Regions from separate parts of the Homo sapiens genome. Here region 1 is linked to region 2. A link is an interaction called in ENCODE POLR2A ChIA-PET data of the cell type or tissue named here. Cell type or tissue: B cell. All regions are shown on one strand. Links, peaks and the distances in the headings refer to the core of each region. The heading gives the core; the rest is flanking DNA. Region 1 has its middle 8.0 kb from the start of IFNAR1. Region 2 overlaps IFNGR2 (interferon gamma receptor 2).

Region 1 (15,793 bases), core at 6,355-14,354, 120 kb after region 2:
AAGCTCCCATTGCCCCATCCTAATTGCAGCACCCCTGTGCGCGCGCGCCTTAGAAATCGCAGGCCTCCTGCATTCTCTTCTTCCTCACTCTTTCCGGCCTATGGCCGGTCTGGAGCACTTCACCATCGCATTCCAGGACGACTCCCCCTCACAGGAGGCCTTGACCTTCACAGGATCGCGGCACACACCTGCGCAGACCCAGCGACTTTGGAGTTCCCGCGTCTCTTCCCCATGTCTGCAGTCGGAGGGCGCGGGTGGGCTCCTGGTCGCGGCCCGGCGCTCTTCGTCCTCGCCCTTCTCCGCCCGGGGCGCTTGCTGACCCTAGAGTCTTGGACAGTGGCGTTGGGAGTCCCCAGCGGCCTGGGAACCAGATGAGGCTGGAAGGAGGAAGTGGCTGAGCGACCAGACCGTTGCTGTGTGCAGAGCGAGAGCGGGGCAGAGGCGGTCGAGCGCTCGTTTTCCGGGCGACTTGGCTGAGGGGCGAGATGGTCCCTTGGAGAGAACAGCCACGGGCCCTGGGCCGAGGGGCTCCAAACAGCAGTCGCTAGGCTGTTTTGGTCGTCGGGCTTTATCAGTAAACAATTCGAGCCCATGGTTCGAATGATTATTTAATTAAATTCCTCAGTAATAGATCCAGTGCATTGTGAAAATATGCGAAATAAAATTTAAATGATGAGATAAAATAAGGAATCAAATACTTCGTTGTTATAACAACCAAGCAATTAATTAGCAATTACATAATTAAATGAATGTTTGTAAAGAACAATGCAATGGAATATATATGTATTCCATCTATATATTCCATCTCTATATTCCATCTATATATTCCATCTCTATATCCCATCACTATATTCCATCTCTATATCCCATCTCTATATTCCATCTCTATATCCCATCTCTATATTCCATCTCTATATCCCATCTCTATATCCCATCTCTATATTCCATCTCTATATTCCATATCTATTCCATCTCTATATTCCATATCTATTCCATCTCTATATTCCATATCTATTCCATCTCTATATCCCATCTCTATATTCCATCACTATATCCCATCTCTATATCCCATCTCTATATCCCATCTCTATATCCCATCTCTATATCCCATCTCTATATCCCATCTCTATATTCCATCTCTATATTCCATCTCTATTCCATCTCTATATTCCATATCTATTCCATCTCTATATTCCATATCTATTCCATCTCTATATTCCATCTCTATATTCCATCTCTATATGCCATCTCTATATGCCATATATATTCCATCTCTATATGCCATATATATTCCATCTCTATATGCCATATATATTCCATCTCTATATTCCATCTCTATATGCCATCTCTATATGCCATCTCTATATGCCATCTCTATATGCCATCTCTATATGCCATCTCTATATGCCATCTCTATATGCCATCTCTATATGCCATATATATATGCCATCTCTATAGCCATATATATATGCCATATATATATGCCATATATATATGCCATATATATATGCCATATATATATGCCATATATATATATGCCATATATATATGCCATATATATATATGCCATATATATATGCCATATATATATATGCCATATATATATGCCATATATATATATGCCATATATATATGCCATATATATATATGCCATATATATATGCCATATATATATATGCCATATATATATATGCCATGTATATATGCCATATATATATATTCCATGTATATATGCCATATATATATATTCCATGTATATATTCCATATATATATATTCCATGTATATATTCCATATATATATATTCCATGTATATATTCCATATATATATATTCCATGTATATATTCCATATATATATATTCCATGTATATATTCCATATATATATATTCCATGTATATATGCCATATATATATATTATATATATATTCCGTATATATATATTCCATACATATATTATATATCTATTCCGTATATATATATTCCATACATATATTATATATATATTCCGTATATATATATTCCATACATATATTATATATATATTCCGTATATATATATTCCATACATATATTATATATATATTCCGTATATATATATTCCGTATATATATTATATATATATTATATATATATTCCGTATATATATATTCCGTATATATATTATATATATATTCCGTATATATATATTCCGTATATATATTATATATATATTCCGTATATATATATTCCGTATATATATTATATATATATTCCATATATATATTCCATATATATATTCCATATATATATTGCATATATGTATTCCATATATGTATATTGCATATATATATTCCATATATGTATATTGCATATATATATTCCATATATATATATTCCATATATATTCCATATATATATATTCCATATATATATTCCATATATATATATTCCAGATATATATTCCATATATATATATTCCAGATATATATTCCATATATATATTCCAGATATATATTCCATATATATATATTCCAGATATATATTCCATATATATATATTCCAGATATATATTCCATATATATATTCCAGATATATATTCCATATATATATATTCCAGATATATATTCCATACGTGAATATTCCATACATATATATTCCAGACGTGTATATTCCATACATATATATTCCATACGTATATATTCCATGCGTGTATATTCCATACGTATATATTCCATACTTATGTGTCCCATATATGTATATTCCATATGTATATTCCATACGTATGTGTCCCATATGTATATATACGTATATATTCCATACGTATGTGTCCCATATATATATTCCATACGTATGTGTCCCATATGTATATGGGACCCATACGTATGGTCGACATACGTATGTTTCACATATGTATGGTCCACATACGTATGTTCCACATATGTATGGTCCACATACGTATGTTCCACATATGTATGGTCCACATACGTATGTTCCACATATGTATGTTCCACATACGTATGTTCCATATATATTGGTTCCACATATATATGTTCTATATATGTATTGGTTCCACATATATATGTTGCATATATGTATTGGTTCCACATATATATGTTGCATATATGTATTGGTTCCACATATATATGTTGCATATATGTATTGGTTCCACATATATATGTTGCATATATGTATTGGTTCCACATATATATGTTGCATATATGTATTGGTTCCACATATATATGTTGCATATATGTATTGGTTCCACATATATATGTTGCATATATGTATTGGTTCCACATATATATGTTGCATATATGTATTGGTTCCACATATGTATGTTGCATATATGTATTGGTTCCACATATGTATGTTCCATATATGTATTGGTTCCACATATGTATGTTCCATATATGTATTTGTTCCACATATGTATGTTCCATATATGTATTTGTTCCACATATGTATATATGTTCCATATATACATATATGTATATATTCCATTGCATTGTTCGAATCGGAGTCTTGCTCTGTCACCCGGGCTGGAGTGCAGTGGCGCGATCTCGGCTCACCACAACCTCCGCCTTCCGGGTTCAAGCGATTCTCCTGCTTCAGCCTCCTGAGTAGCTGAGATTACAGCTGTGCGCTATTGCGCCCGGCTAGTTTTTGTATTTTTAGTGGAGATGGGATTTCCGCTGTGTTACCCAGGCTGGTCTGGAACTCCTGACCTGAAGTGATCCGCTCACCTTTGCTTCCCGGAGTGCTGGGATTGCAGGCGTGAGTCACCACGCCCAGGGGAAATATGCCTATTTTAAAAACATCTTAGAGGTATAATTTATGTATCTTGAAATTCACCCAGTTTGAGTGAATAATGATTTTTAGGCAATCTATCCAGCTGTTAGGTATCGTTTAAAAAACTTTGAATTATCACTTTACGATTCATCGATTTGGGGGTTTGATTTTGAGTGTGTCAGTACTTCGTTTTAACAACACCAAAGGTGGAAAAACACCCCATGAAGATACGTGAATCCAAATGGAAGAGGAAAAATTCCTGGTTGCAATTACAAAATAATACTTATTTTAAAAGCCTTTTGAACGACTCTGCATGTTTAAATTAAAATTTCCATTTCCTGCTGTCCAAAAGTTCTTGCAAACTAGTTGGAATAGGATGCATTTTTATATTTAGAACAATGAGCTCAAAATGACTGAAAAGTTTAATTAGATTTTTAAACACATTGACAATTTCCTCCCCTCCTTTTCTTCCTCCTTTCCTAAGATTTTCACTCTTCCCCATCTTAATACAACCTATTATAAACATTGAATTGTATTTTAATAAAATTGGATTGTGCTTTAATAAAATTTGCCACAGCTGTGACACCCTGTGGTAAGTACTTCGTGTACTTTAGTTTCAACTTTTTTGCTGTAATAATTTATTTAAGGATAAGACATGAATTAATTTCCCCTGTGGTGCAAGCTCTGTAACCTTAACCCAGAACCTCCCTTCTCTCCTTTATTCTAGTCAAAACGGTCCATTAGAGGCTGCACTTGCAGTTTTTCCATACAGCATGTTCTTTTTCACCTTTTTTGGTGGGGAGGGGAGAGGGAATCTTGCTCTGTTGCCCAGGATGAAGTGCAGTGGCATGATCTCGGCTCCCAGCAACCTCTGCCTCCTCAGTTCAAGCGATTCTTCTGCCTCAGCCTCCTAAGTAGCTGGGACTACAGGCGTGTGCCACTGCGCCTGGCGAATTTTTGTATTTTTAGTAGAGACGGGGTTTTGCCATGTTGGCCAGGCTGGTCTTGAACTCCTGGCCTCAAGTAATCCACCTACCTCAGCCTCCCAGAGTGCTGGGATTACAGGAGTGAGCCACTACACCCAGTCCCATTTTTACTTTTTGCTTGGAAATAATTTGAAATTACAGACAAGTTGCAAAAATAGTAAGATAGCTCCCACATACCCGTTGCCCAGATTCAGCAAATCGTTAATATTTTGCCATATCTACACTCCCTCTTTAAATACACATACAAAGTCATGTATGTATGTTATTTATTTTCCTGAACTTCTTTAGCTTTCTTTAATCCAGAGTACTTCCCTGGCCATTGTCTTTCATGTCATGGACATTTTTTTGATTTGGGGATTTTTTTTTTTTTTTTTGAAAAACACAGGCCAACTATTTTATAGAATGCTTCTCCAATTTGGACTTGTCTGATGGTTTCTCCTGATTAATTTCAGATTATGCGTACCTGGCTTGTGTGGTGTCCTCAGTCCCTTCACAGGCACATTAAGCTTATTAGTACCTCATATGTGATGTTAATTTTGATCATGTATCAAAGTATTATAGTTACAGTCTCCATTGTATAGTTACTATTCCGCCCCCCATCGACCTCCCCTCCCACCCCACCTCCTGCAGCTAATTGGTGGGAAGACACTCGGAAATCCTGCAAATATTCTGCTGTTCATCAAACTTTTCTTCTAGAATTAACATCCATTAATCATCCTTGCCTGAACTATCCTACCTGTGATGGTCATGAAATGGTAAGTTTTCAACCCTGACCCTCTCACTGCAAATATTAGTTGACACAATTTAAGAAAGAGCTTTTCTTTCTTTCCATTTATATTTATTTATTTATTTATTTATTTGAGATGGTGCTTTGCTCTTGTTGCCCAGGCTGGAGTGCAATGGCGCCATCTCGGTTCACCGCAACATTTGCCTCCTGGGTTCAAGCAATTCTCCTGCCTCAGCCTCCCGAGTAGCTGGGATTACAGGCATGTACCAGCATGCCCGGCTAATTGTGTATTTTTAGTAGAGACAGGGTTTCTCCATGTTGGTTAGGCTGGTCTCGAACTCCCGACCTCAGGTGATCTGCCCGCCTCGGCCTCTCAAAGTGCTGGGATTACAGGCGTGAGCCACCACGCCCGGTCTCCATTTATTATTAGTATAGACTCACAGATTCTTATTTTATTTCATTGGTTATAGTTCATTGTTATCCTTACTTAAATTTTTAAAATTAATATACAACTTTTAGAGGAGTTTTAGGTTTACAGACAGTGTGGAGAGTTCTTATATACCCCCTCATCCCAAGCCTGCTTTCAGTTTCCCGTTGTTAACATCTTGCATTGGGGTGGTACATTTCTTACAGCTGATGAACGTATACTGATACATTATTAACTAAAGTCCAGAGTTTACGTAAGAGTTCTTTCTTGGTGTTGTACATTCTATGGGTTTTTACAATGTATAATTGTTACTGGTAGAAGGCATCCCAGTTACCTGCACAGCAAATTCGACTGAGGGGCATAAGGCGGAAAAAGAGACTGAGGCAAGTTTCAGAGAAGGAGTGGAAGTTTATTTAAAAAGGCTTTAGAACGGGAAAGAAAGGAAAGTACACTTGGAAGAGACCCAAGCGGGCAAATTGAAGGACAAATGCAGCGTTTAACTGTGATTCTAGGATTTATAGGCTGGCCCACTTCTGGGGTTTTGCACCCCTTTCCCATGATTCTTCCCTTAGGGTGGGCTGCCCGCATGCGCAGTGCCCTTCTTACACTTGGGAGGTGAACATGTGCAGTGTGTTTAGGAAGTTGTGCGCATGCCCATCTGAAGATTTCTTCCCTTTTCCGATGGAGTGCCCCCGGAAGGTCATACTCTGCCGTTTTGTCTCTTAATGTGCATGCACCGGCTCACTCACCCAATACCGGAGATTATTGGAAGCTCTTTTTGCTTCTTGGCGCCTACATTCAATTAACACTCTAATGTAATAGCTGTGGACCATTAGGAGATAATTCGGCTCTGGGTGCTGAATTATTTTTAGAGAGGCAATGTGATTGTTGAACCATCACCTGACATTCCTGGTGGGTGGGGGAAGAGCCGTCTCCTGCCCTTCTCATACATAACCACTTGCAACATAATGTCATGTATCTACCATTACAGCATCATACAGAGGCATTTCACCGCCCTAAATATCACCTGTGCTCTACCAATTCACCCTCCTTATTTATTTTAATGCTCAAATTGTCCTAGATTTGGCCAGTGGCAGCCACTTCAAGCTGACTCTTGTTCCTTTTGCTAGTATGCTCTTAATTTTTTCTAACACTTCTTTACTTTCTAGCACAAGATGTTCCAAGTTCATCTTATATTTTTCCTGCTCAGTCCTAAAATCAGCCATTTCTTCAAGGGGCCCTGCTTTTTGTTGTTGTTGTTGTTGTTGATGATGTTTTTATTGGGGGATGGTATTTAGAAACCAATATATGGGCACTAAAACTTTTTGTTTTAATTAAGGAAGTAAATTACTGTTGAGTATATATTTTATCTTTCCCTTTTTGGCTAACAAAGAAAAAGTCGTTCCTTGGGTATTTCACTTTTGGAAAAAGACATGTTAGAAACATCTGTGCTTTAGAGCATGTTTCCATATGATTACGTGGCAGATTTCCCACACTGTGAAATTGAACTCTTGTTTCTTCGCATTGTCAGCCGTATTTGCTATACACAGTCCAACACTATTGCTGACTGAGGAATGTATTTTAGTTTGTCATATTGTAGAAAGAAGAACAAGGGGCATGTGGCTTTTTGTCTTTTGCTATTAAGAACCCCCAAAGCAGTTTCTAAACACTGTCACCAATTACGAAATTTTGTAAAGAACCAAAACGAATGAGTATCATATGACTTTAAACACTCTTGGAAAGAAATTGTGGGGGTTTGCTTTTCTGGAAAATGTCTTCCTAATGTGATGGCTTCATACTGTGATTAGCTAATATGTCAAGGCTGCTGTTATCTTATTCACTTGTGTATTAATAGTACTATCTTTAATTTCCAATTTATTTGCAAGAATCTTGTCACATCCATTTTGTGAGCATTAATTTAGTTAAAACTAGCTAACGACCTGTAAACACACATCAAGCCAAGTAAATGGTTAGACATAATCACAAACTCCAAAAGTGTACAAGCAGAAGCATCGCTGCGCATTTCCACCTTGTGAGTTTCTCACTCTGTTCTCAAGTGTGTCACACATCACTGAATGTGACAATGTGATGCTCTGGCATTTGGACCAAGTGAAGGTGCTTGTGCTAGGTTATATATCAAATATCAAAAGCTTAATTTATTTCTTATTAAAGAATGTAAATAGAATTTCACTGCACTTCGGTGGACCCTGTAATCCAACGCAAACCCCTAGGGTGGGTGCACCCTGGATTAGAAATCACTGCTTTAGAACCTTCCAGAAGAATAAATTCACTTCTTTCTGGGAGGAGAGTTTGGTAGATGAAAGGAGAAGAGTCCTAGCTGAGTAGCAGCCCAGTGGCACAGACTTTGAGGGTGTACAAACACTAGCTCCAGGATGTTCAGGAAGGAATCTGAGCCGTTCTACTCTGGAATCTCCAGAATGTCTTTCTCCTTGGTGCTTTATCATCCTATACATTTCCTCATCCCAGTAGGCAGGCAATTCAGTAAAAGATAGTAGTGAAGCTGGCACAGTGGCTCACACCTGTAATCCCAGCATTTTGAGAGGCTGCAGCAAGAGGATCACTTGAGCCCAGGAGTTTGAGACCAGCCTGGACAACAAAGAGAGACCCCCATATCTGCAAAAAATACAATTAGTTGGATGAGGTGGCAGAGGCCTGTGGTCCTAGCTACTCAGGAGGCTGAGCCTGGAGAATCGCTTGAACTCCAGGAAGTCAAGGCTACAATGAGCCGTGATCACACCACTGCACTCCAGCCTGGGTGACAGAGTGAGATGCTATTTCAAAATAGTAATAATGATGATGATGAAGCAAACGGTGGGAACACTAAACTAGTTTAGTGGTGAGGGATACACATTGCAGCAGGTGACCTGCAGTAAGAGATGTTTAAGGGGAGGCAGAGTATAAGTAGGAGATAGGAAAAGAAGAGGGATACAGCATTCTAAATAAAGGGAACAGCATATTTGAAGGTCTAGTCTGTGTTCACATGGCTTGAGGAAAGATTGAGTGTGGCTGCATGCTCACTGCATACTGAGAAAGATGTCTGTTTTTAAGCAGTAACATGGAAGACAGCCATACGCCTTTTCAAGTGGTAACTAAGTATCTCTTAAACAGAGACTGGCCTACTGGTTAAGAGTCTGAGTTCTGAAGTTGACTTAGGTTGCTATCCCACCTCCGTCACTCTGGGATCTTGGGCAAGTTACTTAATCTTTTTTCCTGCTTCCTCATGGGGACTATAATAATATCTATATCATAGTGGTGTGATGAATTTTTAATCAGTTAATGCACACCAAGAGCTTAGTTTAGTGTCTGGCACAGTGTGCTCAGTAATTTTGGTTATTTTTTTCTGACCATCGTGGTTACTGTTTTTCCTACTTCAGGAGGGCTCAGAGGGAAGATCTAGTTTTTCTGGAGAAAACCTGAAGGATCAAATAGCCCCAATGATCAAAACTTCATAGTCTGCAACCTCAATTGAGCTGAAATTAAAAACCTACACTTACTTCACATCTCTACCCTACAGCTTTTCTTCTCATTTTCAACAGATGTTCCTCCACCCAGCTCCTAGTTTCTTGGAAAATACAGTCAACAGATCAGGTTTCAGCTCTCCATCACCAAAACTTCAAACTCACCTGCACCTGCTTCCATTCTGTCTTTCCCTGTCGTTGGGAAGACATCCTTCTTTCAGTCAAATGAAAATCTCTCTGTCTGGTTCCGTGAGCCACCCCTTCATAGGGATGGCTATCCGTTGATTATTTTTACGTTTTTTCATGACTTTATCTCCTCTCTTTAGTTTCTTCTTGTTAACAGTTACACATTCTCAAGTCTCTCCCAATTTAAAAAGGCGTATATGCTGCTTTCACTCCAGAAGCCGTCCTTCCTGTTATTATTCGTAGCCAAATCTGTCTACATTTGTCCACAACTATCTTTGTTTTCTCACTTATGTATTCCTCAGCCCACTGAGCTTATCTTTCTGTCCCGTTTTGCTTATTCTCTTCTCACCCAGATCATCAGCTAATTTCTAGTATTCAGATCTATTAGACATTTTATAGCCTTGATTTTACTTGACTTCTCCATAGCATTTGGTATCTATCATTCCCCACGCTCTTTTTCTCATGATTCCATACTCGTTTGCTGTTGCATCTGTCTTTCTGGCCATTCTTCTCAATCTCCAGGACAACCCACTCCACTGCTTGTGACTTAAATATTAGTGTCCCTCACTGCTTTGTCCTGGCTCATCTTCTTTTCTCATCTCCTATAGTGGTCTCTTCCTCTTCTGTGAGTTCACTGACTGTCATTTATGCTCATGGCTCCCAAATTGGTCTTCAGCCTAGATTTCTTTCCTGATATCCAGATTTTATATCTATCAGTGTATTGGAAAGAGGAGGATGAGCCTTTATTCCCCTAATGATTCTGCTCCTCATTTGAGGAGTCTGGCTCCGTCCCAAAATCTTGTGCGTGATCTTTCAATCCTGACCACAGAAATTACAAAGCTTTGTCTGCCAGGCCTCATGGGGAGAAACTGTCCTCCCCATACCAGACTTGCATGTGCACTACAGTGCACTGCATTTTTCTAGAGGGATTTGTGGTTAAGGACTCAGCTTTCCCACCTCCCACACCACCTCTGGCCAGCCCTGCTCATAAGCGTATCTGCATTCCTGGCCATTCTGTAGGGGAAAAAGGAACACTGGGGTGCTGCCGCCTCTTTTTTGCTTCTTGTTTGCAGTTAATAAAGGCTTGATTGTTATTTTCAGTTCAGCTCATTGTCCTAAATACTATCTGGACACCTGATTGCTTGACACCATTCAGTGGACCCTTTCTATTTGAGGATTTGTGTCTGTCTAGCTGAAGAAAATTTTCATGTATCATTTTTGTGGCTGGGGTTTGGTGAGCTTCTTGGATCGATGGGTTTATAGTTTTCATCAAGCTTGGAAAACTATTGGCCATTCTTTCAATTTTTTTCTTATCCTCGCTTTACTCTCCTTCAAAATGCACACTTATTAGACTCCTTAAAGTTGTGTTCGATGCTATTCTTTCATTTTTTCTTGTCCTTTCCCCTGTGTCTTTCATTTTGAATAGTTTCTATCACTATGTCTTCAATATCACTGCTCTTTTCTTCTACAGTGTCTAATCAGCTATTAATCTGAATTCAGTATATTTTTCATCTCAGACATTGTACTCTTCATCTCTAGAAGTTGGATTTAGTCTTTTAAAAATATATTTCATGTCTTTCCTTAATATACTAATGCTTTCTTTCATCTTCTTGAACATATAAAATATGGTTTCAATAACCGTTTTAATGTCCCAATCTACCAAATCTATCTACTATTTCTATTGATTTACTTTTCTTCTTGTTAAATTAAATTTAGCCTAAAGCTACCTCCTTACATATTTTAAGTCTGGCCTAAAGGCTTCTTTGTACATCATGAACTGTAGCCTACCTAGATGTGTAAACAGACTGTAATTTGCTCTTGTAACAAGTAGCGGAGTCTCAGCCAATCACAGCAGCTGAGTTTTGGCCATTCACAGGTGGCCAGCTGTTTAAGCCAGCTTCAATAAGGCAACAAAACAGCTGTGATCAATCCAGCTATTTCTGTATCTCACTTCTGTTTTCTGTACATCCCTTTCCTTTTTCTGTTTAAAAATGTTATTGACCATGTGGCAGCCCTGAAGTTGCTCTGAACCTATTCTGGGGGCTGCCCAATTTATGAATTGTTCTTTGCTAAATTAAACTCTATTGAATTTAATTTGTTTAATTTTTTTGTTAAAAAACACTCTCATTCATTATGGGTTGTATTTTCCTACCTTTTTTCATGGCTAGTAATTTTTTATTGGGTGCCAGACATTATAAATTTTACATTGTTGGGTGCTGGATATTTCTTTATTCCTATAAATATTGCTTGAGTTTTATTCTGGGATCCAGCTAAGCTACTTGGAAATGGTTTGGTACTTTTGAGGCTTGCTTTTGTCAGAGAGGATCAGGCAAGTGTTTGGTGTAAGAGCACATTTGCCCCACTATTGAAGTAATAGCCCCCTGAGTATGCTACCTGATGCTTCATGAATTATGAGATTTTCCACGCTGGTTGGAAACTATTTTCAGCCCAGCATGAACCCTGGGGATTTATCCCTTTGCTTTTTTAGCGTGGTTCTTTCCCTGGCCTCAAGTTTCCTTACTACACATTGTCTGATCAGTAATTAGCCTAATACTCTTTGCAGCTCTCTGGAGCTTTTTCTCTGTGTGAAGCTCTGTCTTGTCTGGTTCTCTACTCCATGAAATCTAGCTGCCCTGGCCTCCTTGGACTCCTAGCTGCGTTTCCTCGACCCACAGGGATATGGAGTCCTTCTCTCTATGCTGAGGCCTAGAAATTCTCTCCAGTAAGTCAGTTTGGGCAATTGTAGAGATCATCTCAATTGTTTCTCTTCTCTTAGGGATTACTGTCCTGAGTTTTTTATTGTCTAATATCTAAAAATATGTATTTTAAATCTTTTGTGCTATTTTGGTTGTTTATTTATAGTTTAAGGCGAAAGAGTAAATCTGCTCCATGTTACTCCATCATGGCCAGAAGCAGAAGTCTCATCCTTGCACCGTGTTTTAAATACTTCCTCCCTTCCATTTTCTTTCTTCTTTCTTAAACTCCTATTAGTAGAAAATTGTACTTCCTGGATTGACCCTTGAGGTCTCCTAATATGTTCTCTCTAGTTTTTAACTCTTTATATTTTTGTCCTTGGTTCCGGAAGATTTACTTGATTTCTAATGAAATATTTATTTCTGTGATTATATGTTTAATTTTTAAAAGCACTTCTTTATTCTGATTTTTTAATATATAGCATCATGTTCTCATTTTATGGATGCACGAATGTGGGATCTTTTAGAATTTGGGTTTCTGTGACATTCTCTTCTGTTCCAATATTCTATTTCTTTAAGAGTCAATTGGTTCTGTTTGTCTTTTTCTTTTATTTTTCTCATTGGCAATCTTTGAGTATTTTTTAAATATATTTTAAAGGAGACAGCAGGTTGATTTTTTTTAGGTAGCTAGTATTAACAGAGTCTTTCTCAAGAAAATGAAGACGTGTTTTTGAGGCAGAACTTATCTCTGGAAGCATCCCTGTAGGATAAGTAGGGAAGTAGGGTGTGAGACATTGCAAGATTGTGGACACCAACTGCCAGAATGGTGAACTCTTCCCTTTGGCCTACTGAAGAGTGCAGTAATATTGCCAGGGTGGTTAATTCAATTATTGAGAAGAACAGATCTATAATTTTTTGCCTAAGGGTGACTTAGACAAATGCCTGACTGCCTCAGGAAGGGGAGAGGCAGGCAGCAGAGGAGTGTGGGAAGCTTTTTGCCACTGCTATTCTGTTGACTGACTTTTAATTAACCCATTAGTGTTTGTACCTCCTCGTTTTGTTTCCACCTTTCTGTCATACCTGAGTCAAGAACAGCAGCCTTTAGATATTTTTTATTACATAATTCCAGTAGGAAAACAACAACGTTGATCATGCATTCCCAGTAGGTGTATTGTTATTTATCTATAAGCTAAATACGCATATTACTGCACATATTTTTATGCACATCGTAAATCACATACAAAATAAACATTTGAAAAGGATGCCTTTTATAGACATTTAAAAAGGGATTTTAAAGGCTTTTTATGAGATGGGGTCTTGCTTGTTGCCCAGGCTGGAGTGCAGTGGTGTGATTCTAGCAGTGGTGCAGCCTTAAACTCCTGGGCTCAAGGAATCCTCTCACTCTGTGAGAGGGAGTCTCACTCTGTCACCCAAGCTGGAGTGCAGTGGCACAATCTTGGCTCACTGCAACCTCTGTCTCCCGGGTTCAAGTGATTCTCGTGCCTCAGCCTCCTGAGTGGCTGGGATTACAGGTGCACACCACCATGTTCAGCTACTTTTTGTATTTTTAGTAGGGACAGGATTTCCCCATGTTGGCCAGGCTAGTCACAAACACCTGACCTCAAGTGATTCACCTGTCTCAGCCTCCCAAAGTGCTGGGATTACAGGCATGAGCCACCGCTCCCGGCCCCACCTCAGCCTCTTGAAGTAGCTGAGATTACAGGCATGAACCACTGTGCCTGGCTTAAATCCTTTAAAAAAATATTTGAAAAATAAAAATAAAAGACTTAATATTTGTTCCCACACCATGTATACTGGTCTTGAGCCCCCAAGACATCTGGTCTGTTCACATCTCTGCCTTCCTGATCACCTCTCTGCTCTCATGAAACCTACCTACTCAGAGTGCTATAACTTGTTGCTTTCTCCCTTTTTTGTTTACCATGTTCATGGAAAGCCCTTATGTGGAAATTAACAGAAAACTGTCTCTGTACCACAGAGAAGATAAAGGGAGATATCCCATTGCAAACTCTGGAAGAATTTTAAGCTTAAATCTGTCCATGAGTGGATGACATGGCTTTTTTGCAGGATTACTGTGGGTCACACAAGTCCTGTAGAGCACCTCTTGTAATGCCAATGACAGTGTCAGTTTTTTCTAAGTAAAATTTCTTCACAGAGTTCATGAAAGAGAGAAAAAATCCTGGAAATGTAACACGATGCAGCAGTTATTTAAGCCCAAGTTCAATGCCTTCTAACTAGGATGCATCTTACTAAACATATATTTGATAAACTATAACACAGAAGATAGGATAATGAACAAGATAGACATGGTATCTGTATTAGTCTGCTCAGGCCGCCATAACAAAATACCACAAATTATGTGGCTTAAACAACAGAAATTTATTTTCTCACAGTTCTGCAGGGTGAGAAGTCCAAGATTAAGGTTCTGGCTCATTTGGATCCTGGTGAGGCCTCCCTTCCTGCTCACAGATGGCTACATTCTCACTGTGTCCTCATATGGTGGAGAGAACAAGGTCTCTGCTGTTTCTTCTTATAAGGACACTAATCTCATCGATTCAGGGCCCCACACTTATGACCTCATTTAACCTTAATTACCTGCTGTAGGCCCTACTTCAAATACAGTCACATTGGGGATTAGGGTTTCAACATGTGAATTTTGGGGGTACACAATTCAGTTGGTAACATTACCTGTCCTCATGAAGTCCACTACAAAACACAGATATTAATAAGCAATGCAACATGTAATGAGAATGAAACATGTAGTAGAGGTAGTAACTCCTCTGGAGGACTTAAACTGTTATTCTCTACATACTTTTTGGGACGCAGAAAGCATGCATAAGCAATACACGAAAGCAATGTTTAGGAAAGAGTAAAGCTGCAGAGGTAAACCTGTGGCTTTTGACTTGAAGATAAACCATTTACATTATATGCAGGTCACAATTTTTTTGTTTGTTTTTAGTTCAAAAGGCACTTAAAATCTTGAGCATCATAACTGATATCTTGTTTAGTAGTATAAATTGTTTCTCAGTGAAAGGTAATAAAAGATTATGAACCCACAATAGCAGGTTCTTCTGACTTCTTAGTGCAACTGCTAAGACCATAGAATTGTGAGTGTTGGTCATAAGGAGGCAGTGAAGAGCAACTGAAACAAATGTAAACACTTTCTTATCTCCTTGTGATTATTTGGTAAGCTTCTCTGCTGTTTCAGAAAAAAGTCAAAATAAAACACCAACCCAAGTAGGGACTGAGTCCTCATTTGTCAATCCTAGGACCTGGATCACACACTCTCCTCTGGTCTTGCATATGCTGGTGTTATTGGTGATCCATCCATGACGCTTTGAATCTTTCTTACATGTCTATGTACATCAGCCAACATCTCCTAATGATGAACAGCTGCACTTTTGTTGGATGCAAGCCAGAAGTGGCAGATTTGTCTCTGGGACTGCTAAACCACAAACGTGCAAGGGCAACTGGAGTGCAGGTTCCAGCTGTCATAAAGAACCTCTTCA
Region 2 (8,000 bases), core at 1-8,000:
ATGATCCACCCACCTCAGGGTCTCAAAGTGCTCGGATTACAGGTGTGAGCCACTGCGCCTGGCCTTGACAGTGTAAATACTAATCCCATCAATTAGTCATTTATTTTACTAAGGAGAATGAGGCATTTCATTTCAGAAAATACTATTTAAGGCTGGGCACAGTGGCTCACACCTGTAATCCCAGCACTTTGGGAGGCTGAGGTGAGCGGATCACCTGAGGTCAGGAGTTTGAGACCAGCCTGACCAACATAGTGAAACCCCATCTCTACTAAAAATACAAAAATTAGCTGGGTGTGGTGGCGCACATCTGTAATCCCAGCTACTCTGGAGGCTGAGGCACAAAAATCGCTTGAACCCGGAAGGCAGAGGTTGCAGTGAAGTGAGATTGTGCCACTGCGCTCCAGCCTGGGCAACAGGGTGAGACTGTGTCTCTAAATAAATAAATGGGGTGGCACAGATGCACTTACCCTAACAGAGTTGATTTGCCCTCTGTCCTGCTGGGCTGAAACTCTTTCCTGTTCTCCTGCTATAGATGTATCCTCCACTCCTCGCTGGCCACCATCCTGCTGCCCAACAGAAGAAGCTCTTCTGTCTCCGATTTCCTGAACGGTCTAAGGTAAGTCTTTACAACTCCTATCTACAACTTCTTCCTCCAAACTTGTCTACTTAAGGTGCACCTAATGCATACAACAGATGCTTCACAGGGAGACTTGTGTGCATGGGGTGGGAGTGGGCCTTGTTTTTCTAACTCTTGCCACTGCAGACAGCATGGTACACAACACTTAAGAGAGTTAGCCACTTTTGCCGGACACGGTGGCTCACGCCTGTGATCTCAACCCTTTGGGAGACCAAGGTGGGTGGATCATGAGGTCAGGAGTTCGAGACCAGCCTGGCCAACATGGTGAAACCCCATCTCTACTAAAAATACAAAAATTAGCCAGGCATAGTGGTGCACGCCTGTAATCCCAGCTATTCGGGAGGCTGAGGCAGGAGAATTGCTTGAACCTGGGAGGTGGAGGTTGCAGCGAGCTGAGATCGCGCCACTGCGCTCCAGCCTGGGCGACAGAGTGAGACTCTGTCTCAAAAGAAAAAAAAAAAGCCACTTTCTTACCAGCAGTACAGGGCCCCAACTGCCTCCCATGTAGCTGGGATTATAGGTGCCTGCCACCACACTCAGCTAATTTTTGTGCTTTTAGTGGAGACAGGCTTTCACCATGTTGGCCAGGCTGGTCTCGAACTCCTGACCTCAGGTGATCTGCCTGCCTCGGCCTCCCAAAGTGCTGGGATTACAGGTGTGAGCCACCGTGCCCAGCCTATAAATGGATTTTAAATACATATCCTTTGAACAACAGAGCCCGACAGTACTGACACAATCAGATGACTTGCGTGCTCAGTAGATAACATTACTATTGATTAATCAGTTAATTCTCTTTATTGCCCACAAATCCCTGCCTTGGTCAACACAGTGTGACTTGTCACATATAAATGAAGTGCTAATGTGCCTTCTGCAAATCCCCCTTATAACTTTTATATTTTTGAGACAGGGTCTCTTGCTCTGTTGCCAAGGCTGGAATGTAGTGGTGTAATCATTGCTCACTGCAGCCTTGAACTCCTAACTCCTAGGCTCAAATGATCCTCTGGTCTCAGCCTCCTGAGTAGCTGGGACTACGGGTGTGCACCACCACGACTAGCTAATTTTTTATTTTTTGTGAAAACAAGGTCTCACTATGTTGCCCAGGCTGTTCTCAAACTCCTGGCCTCAAGCGATCCTCCCATCTTGACCTCCCAAAGTGCTGGGATTACAGGCATGAGCCACCATGCCCAGCCCTCTTTTTTTTTTTTTTTTTGAGATAGGGTCTCGCTCTGCCTCCCACGCTGGAGTGCAGTGGCATCATTTCGGCTCATGGTAACCTCCGCCTCCCAGGCTAAAGCATCCTCCCACTTTAGCCTCTCAAGTAGCTGGGACTACAGGTGCATGTCATCATGCCTGGATAATTTTTGCATTTTTCATAGAGACAGGGTTTCACCATGTTGCCCAGGTGGGTCTAGAACTCCTGGCCTCAAGTGATCCACCCACCTCAGCCTCCCAAAGTGCTGGGATTATAGGCGTGGGCCACTGCACTAGGCCCTGGCCTTCTTTATAACCTTTGGAGGATCAAGTGACATCCATAGGAAGTGTTTGCTGAGTTCCCATGAGGCCTCAGTAGCTCTAGCAGGTGTTATTTAAGAAAAAACAAGTTTAGATTGAGTAATTTTAGAAAGCTGAAACTCTGCAGAAAATAGGCTACAATAAAGAAAACACTTCACATAGACTTTAAAAAACATGCACTATACAATCTTTTATTTCCAGTTTAAAAACAAAATCTTAAATTACTAGGAGTATATTTACAAGATTAATTACATTTTAAGCCAGCACACCATGGATGTACATGAAGGGCCACTCGGTGTCCCTCGCTGGGACAGGTTGTGTGACCTGCCCAAGGGGCTCCGGCTCATTTGCCAAAGTCAAGACGACGACCAGGTCTTCTGACTGCTCAGCCCAACCAATAATGAAAAAAGTATCAGAGATGTGTCATATCCATTTTGCTAACAAGCAATTACATGCCTTTTTAGTGTTTAAGAGAAGCCTTAATTTTCCTGGGATATCTCCGTAAAATCATTCTGGAATTTGATTTTGAAAATTCTTTAAGAAAAAAAAAAAAAGCTTGTCACCCCCATGAGACCTGCTGTCTCTCATGTCTGCAGGGACAGGCCTTTTAGAGGCAGCAAAAGGGAATACTGGTCTCTGGAAAGTCCAGACAGAACTCTAGCAGCTCCGATGGCTTGATCTCTTCCAGGGAGCCAGTGGGCTAGGCCCATGCTTTGGTTCAAAGCGTTTGGAGAACATCTTCTTGCTCCTTTTCCGGAAACGAGATAATGGACACAGAGTCCCAGACGTCATCCTTTGGTGAGCTGTCCTTGTCCAAGGCCTCTAAGATGGGCTGAGTTGGGTCTTTTAAATACTTGAGGAGGTTGGAAAGCAAAATTGTAATTAGTTTACCAGTTCAGTATACCAGACCTTTTAACTTTAGTTTTTGTTTTTATTTTATTTTTATTTTTATTTTTTTTTTGAGATGGAGTCTTACTCTTGCCTAGGCTGGAGTATAGTGGTGTGATCTCAGCTCACTGCAACCTCTGCTTCCCAGGTTCAAGCGATTCTCCTGCCTCAATCCTCCAAGTAGCTGGGACTACAGGTGCCCACCACCTTGCCTGGCTAATTTTGTATTTTTAGTAGAGACAGGGTTTCACTATGTTGGCCACGCTGGTCTCAAACTCCTGATCGCAAATGATCCACCCACCTTGGCCTCCCAAAGTGCTGGGATTATAGGCGTGAGCCACTACGCCTGGCCTACTTTAGTTTTAATTGGTATAGTTATTTTATTCAGATATAAGTTGATTCTGTCCACCAATGACATAACTTATTTTTCTTTTTATTCAACAATGAAACAATTTTTTTTTTTTGAGACGGAGTTTCACGTTGTTGCCCAGGCTGGAGTGCAATGACACGATCTCATCTCACTGCAACCTCTGCCTCAGCCTCCCAAGTAGCTGGGATTACAGGCATGCACCACCACACCCTGCTAATTTTGTATTTTAAGTAGAGACGGGGTTTCCCATGTTGGTCAGGCTGTCTCGAACTCCTGACCTCAGGTGATCCGCCCGCCTCGGCCTCCCAAAGTGCTGGGATTGCAGGTGTGAGCCACTGCACCCGGCAACAATTTTTTATTGTTGTTGAGTCAGTCTCTTTTTCGCCCAGGCTGGAGTGCAGTGGCGCGATCTCGGCTCACTGCAACTTCCGCCTCCTGGGTTCAAGCAATTCTCCTGCCTCAGCTTCCCAACCAAGTAGCTAGGATTGCAGGCGTGCACCACCACGGCTGGCTAATTTTTTTTTTTTTTTTTTTTTTTTTGAGACGGAGTCTTGCTCTGTTGCCAGGCTGGAGTGCAGTGGCGTGGATCTCAGCTCACTGCAGCCTCCGCCTCCTGGGTTCAAGTGATTCTCCTGCCTCAGCCTCCCAAGTAGCTGGGACTACAGGCGCATGCCACCATGCCTGGGTAATTTTTGTATTTTTAGTAGAGACAGGGTTTCACCCTGTTGGCCAGGATGGTCTCGATCTCCTGACTTCATGATCCACCCACCTCGGCCTCTCAAAGTGCTGGGATTACAGGCATGAGCCACCTCACCCAGCCAACAACTTCTAATAGTTGAATACTCCTTACCCCTCATCTCAGTAATCACTTTAATACTCATCCCAGGGCTGACCATGTTAATATGCTGAGAGTTTAAAAGGGCAAAACTCAGGAAAAGCAAGTTTTGTTTTTTTCTTCTGATTTTCTGATTGGAAGAAAAGCAAGTTCTTCCTTGCAACCCTCAGTGTAGGCCTGTGGGTTATTAATCTTAAGACGTCTCTAAAATTGTAACCTTTCAGTGAAGGAGGGACTGGGGGCTCTTGTTCAGCTGTGATGGGGAAAAAGAGGGCAAGTTCACAAGCATTGGTCTCAGGCACTCCTCCACCCCTCCCCTTGCACCAGCGCACAGCAAGCAGAGAATCTGGGAGCGAGGGCCTTAGGCCTTAACATATAAAGGGGTGTTTCCCAGCGATTAATTTCCCTTTTGCTCCCGCAGGCTTTAGGCTTAGCCATAGATTCACCAAGTTACCAAGAATCTAGTGTCTAGCTCTTGGAAATGCTGAAAGATACTGGAAGACAATAAGCTTGTAGCTGACTGACTGAAAGAGGAACAAAACCAAAACATGTACCCTTGTGAAACCCCAGAATTATAAGTGAAACATGATTCACTGTTCCCATGTAACTCAGAGACCTTTGGCGGATGTTCTTTATGCTTTCCTAGAAAAGTGAACTGACAGGCCTGTGTTTTCTGTTCATGTCTCAGAGGAATGACTCATAGTATATTCATGTACTGGGGCTCAGCTGGTAGTTCTACCAGGAGAGAGAGAGATTATTACTGCAAGTAAGATTCTGAGACCTGTTAGGAGCTGTGATTTTGTGACAATATTAACCAGGGAGGTTCTAGTAGGGAATCTGTATACTGCCTGTGTACCTACAATACATCATGGCAGATGAAGGAACAAGTGACTAGGGTTCTTTCTGAAAGTGCTGCTATGTTTCTGCAGACTTGGACCTTATCTAACCTCTGTTCATCCCACATGTAACTGAGTAACATTCTGCTTCCAACACCTTTACTCTAGGTTTACCCAAGAATAATGTGAAGCCTCCAGAAGCAAATGCTTTTTATTTATTTTATTTTTTTGAGATGGAGTCTTGCTCTGCCACCCAAGCTAAAGTGCTATGGTGCGATATTGGCTTACTGTAACTTCCACCTCCTGGGTTCAAGCAATTCTCCTGCCTCAGCCTCTCATGTAGCTGGGATTACAGGCGCCCACCACCACGCCCGGCTAATTTTTGTATTTTTGGTAGAGACAGGGTTTCACCATGTTGGCCAGGCTGGTCTCGAACTCCTGACCTCAGGTGATCTGCCCACCCTGGCCTCCCCAAGTCCTGGGATTACAGGTGTGGGTCACTGCGCCCGGCTGCAAATGCTTTTTAAATGTTCTTCTCTCAGCTCGCCTCTGATCCCCAAAATGTCCTGACCGTGTCCTCAGAAGGCCCAATGGCCTCACAGAGCCTCAGGGGGCTGGGGTTATGCAGGAAAATAAGACTTTCCACAAGACCCACGCTACTGTTCTTTCTCAAGTCCTTTCAAATATTAGCAATACCCACTGGGCAATGGGTACACGGGGCCTGGCACTCACAGCTCTGGGTGTTGACTCTGCCTTAGGGCCCTCCTAAGCACCCTGTGGGCCCCAAAGCTCAAGCTCCTGATCACTGTCTCCACCGCCTTCACGTCCTCCAGCCAGGCCACTTCCCTGGAGCATTCTCCAGACAGCAGAGGAGACCTGCTGCCTCGGAGAGGGGTCTACTGCAGCCAATCTCCAGGCCAGGCCACCTTTTTAGCCAACCCCATGCCATTAAAAAAAAAAAATTAAATTGTGGTAAAATACACATAACATAAAATGTACCATCATAACTCTTTTTAGGTGTACAGTTCGGTAGTGCCAAGCACATTCACATTGTGCAATCATGACCACCATCCATCTCCAGAACTCTGTACAGCCCCAGAACTGAAACTCTGGCCCCATTCAACACGAACTTCCCACTTCCCTCCCTCCACCACCGCAACCACCATTCTACTTCCTGTCTTTATGGATTTGATGACTCTGGGGACCTCATTTAAGTGGAAGCAGACAGTATCCTTTTGTGACTGCCCTACTCTACTCAGCATAATGTCCTCAAGGTCCATGTGTGTGGTAGGATGTGTCACAATCCCCTTCCTTTCTAAGGCTGAATGATATTCCATTGTATGGAAAGACCATCTATTAAAGATTTATCTATTAATCCTTCAACGACACCGGAGTGCTTCCACCTTTTGGCTGTTGTGAATCGTGTCAACATGAACATGGGTGTACAAACAACCCCATACCATTTGTAACCCAAATCTCTGTGTCCACGGCTTTGCCCACAGCTGCACTCTTAGGGGTTGCCAGGGGCAGTGGGGCCCTGATGTGTCACCATTAAGATGTCTGCGTGGCCGGGCGCAGTGGCTCCCGCCTGTAATCCCAGCACTTTGGGAGGCTGAGGTGGGTGGATCACTTGAGGTCAGGAGTTTGAGACCAGTCTGGCCAACATAGCAAAACCCTGTTTCTACCAAAAATACAAAAATTAGCAGGCCATGGTGGTGAGCACTTGTAATACCAGCTACTCAGGAGGCTGAGGCAGGAGAATCGCTTGAACCTGGGAGATGGAGGCTGCAGTGAGCAGAGATTGTACCATGACACTCCCGCCTGGGCAACAGAGCAAGACCCTGTCTCAAAAAAAAAAAAAGAGATGTGTGCACACGTACCTCTTCTATCTGTAATGGGATGCTTGGTGGAGTGTGAAACCAGTATTTAATCAGGCCTCTATATTTCAGGACCAGGAAGAAACAGGCTCCTGCCAGCACCGACAGCAACGAAAATGTTCCCACGGAGATCAGGATGACTTGCTGAAGCTCAGTGGAGGCTAAAAAGAGGACACGAAAGTGAACAGAATGATCTTCCTACGCACAACACAAACATCAGTTAATGTTCCATCCATGCTGCTTAAAGAGCATTCCTGTCCTAGTAAAATGGGCAAGTCCCTCTACCCCCCACCCTCACCTGGTATGCTTACATTAATAGCTAAAGTCAATCCTGTAATGAAATAAAGCAAGTGGTAGCTGTCTGGTAGCCTCCACTACTGCAAATCTCAGCACAAGCTCATTATTCCTGCAGTTCAGCACTCTTCTCACTGGGTCTCCCCACTCCCACCACCCATGACCTCATAAGCATTCCCCGATTTCACTATTGGAGGAGTATTCTTTTCCCAGTTCAGAAAGGACATAAGAAGGTATATTTTACCATCTGCCATTGTTTCGTAGCAAGATATGTTGCTTAAATGCCCGACTCTAAAGATGTTACTTTTGTTCCAAAGCAGTTGTGCCTGGACTTGTAAACAGTACACTCTGGAGGGTTTTAAGTTATCCAATGAAATGGAGTTGCTTCTGAAAGGGCCTTTGACCTGTTTTAAAAACATCACAAGCACACATGTAAATGAACATGGCCAAGCTGCCTACATCTTTTCTGATGTTTCCTCAAATTCACTGTGAACACGACAACCAAAGAAGAACAAGATGCCATTTTTAGTGGGTCACTGGCTGGCAGTGGACACATTTTATGTGTGAAAATTGGTGTGTTGTGTGGCCAAAGAGGCTGATAGCTTTAGAACTGTGTTTCTGGCTGTGAGGTCTCAGAGTGCCCATTGTAGTAACTAGACTTCAGTAAATCCCAATTTCTAGGATAATCTTTTTCTCCTTTAACATTTTGGGCTGGATGGGGTGGCTCACGCCTATAATCCCACCACTTTGG

What was found. ChIA-PET counts read pairs that join two places held together with the same protein. Peaks named below come from ENCODE experiments on the same cell type or tissue, not always from the same donor. Only the 100,000 strongest peaks of a DNase experiment are listed, where the experiment ranks them.
Region 1: POLR2A ChIA-PET joins it to region 2 with 5 read pairs; 12 of 35 experiments call an interaction of 5 or more read pairs at or near these places.

What each region holds. Positions count from the first base shown.
Region 1 is chr21:33,309,034-33,324,826 of GRCh38, reverse strand. It overlaps a transcript of IL10RB not described here and a transcript of IFNAR1 not described here. Among named protein-coding and RNA genes, the nearest start is that of IFNAR1, 8.0 kb to the left of the region's middle. RefSeq lists enhancers at 164-213, 434-643, 1-833, a cis regulatory region at 425, promoters at 1-516, 1-1,153 and a silencer at 11,481-11,550. In B cell, for the core only: no CTCF peak of the experiment used is centred there; no DNase peak of the experiment used is centred there.
Region 2 is chr21:33,431,830-33,439,829 of GRCh38, reverse strand. IFNGR2 (interferon gamma receptor 2) reads right to left here. Exons shown (of 7, transcript NM_005534.4): 5 at 7,494-7,653; 6 at 6,959-7,116; 7 at 2,314-3,002. The coding sequence ends at 2,868. It also overlaps a transcript of TMEM50B not described here. Among named protein-coding and RNA genes, the nearest start is that of IFNGR2, 32 kb to the right of the region's middle. In B cell, for the core only: no CTCF peak of the experiment used is centred there; a DNase peak (open chromatin) is centred at 4,819; H3K27ac peaks cover 6,864 bases.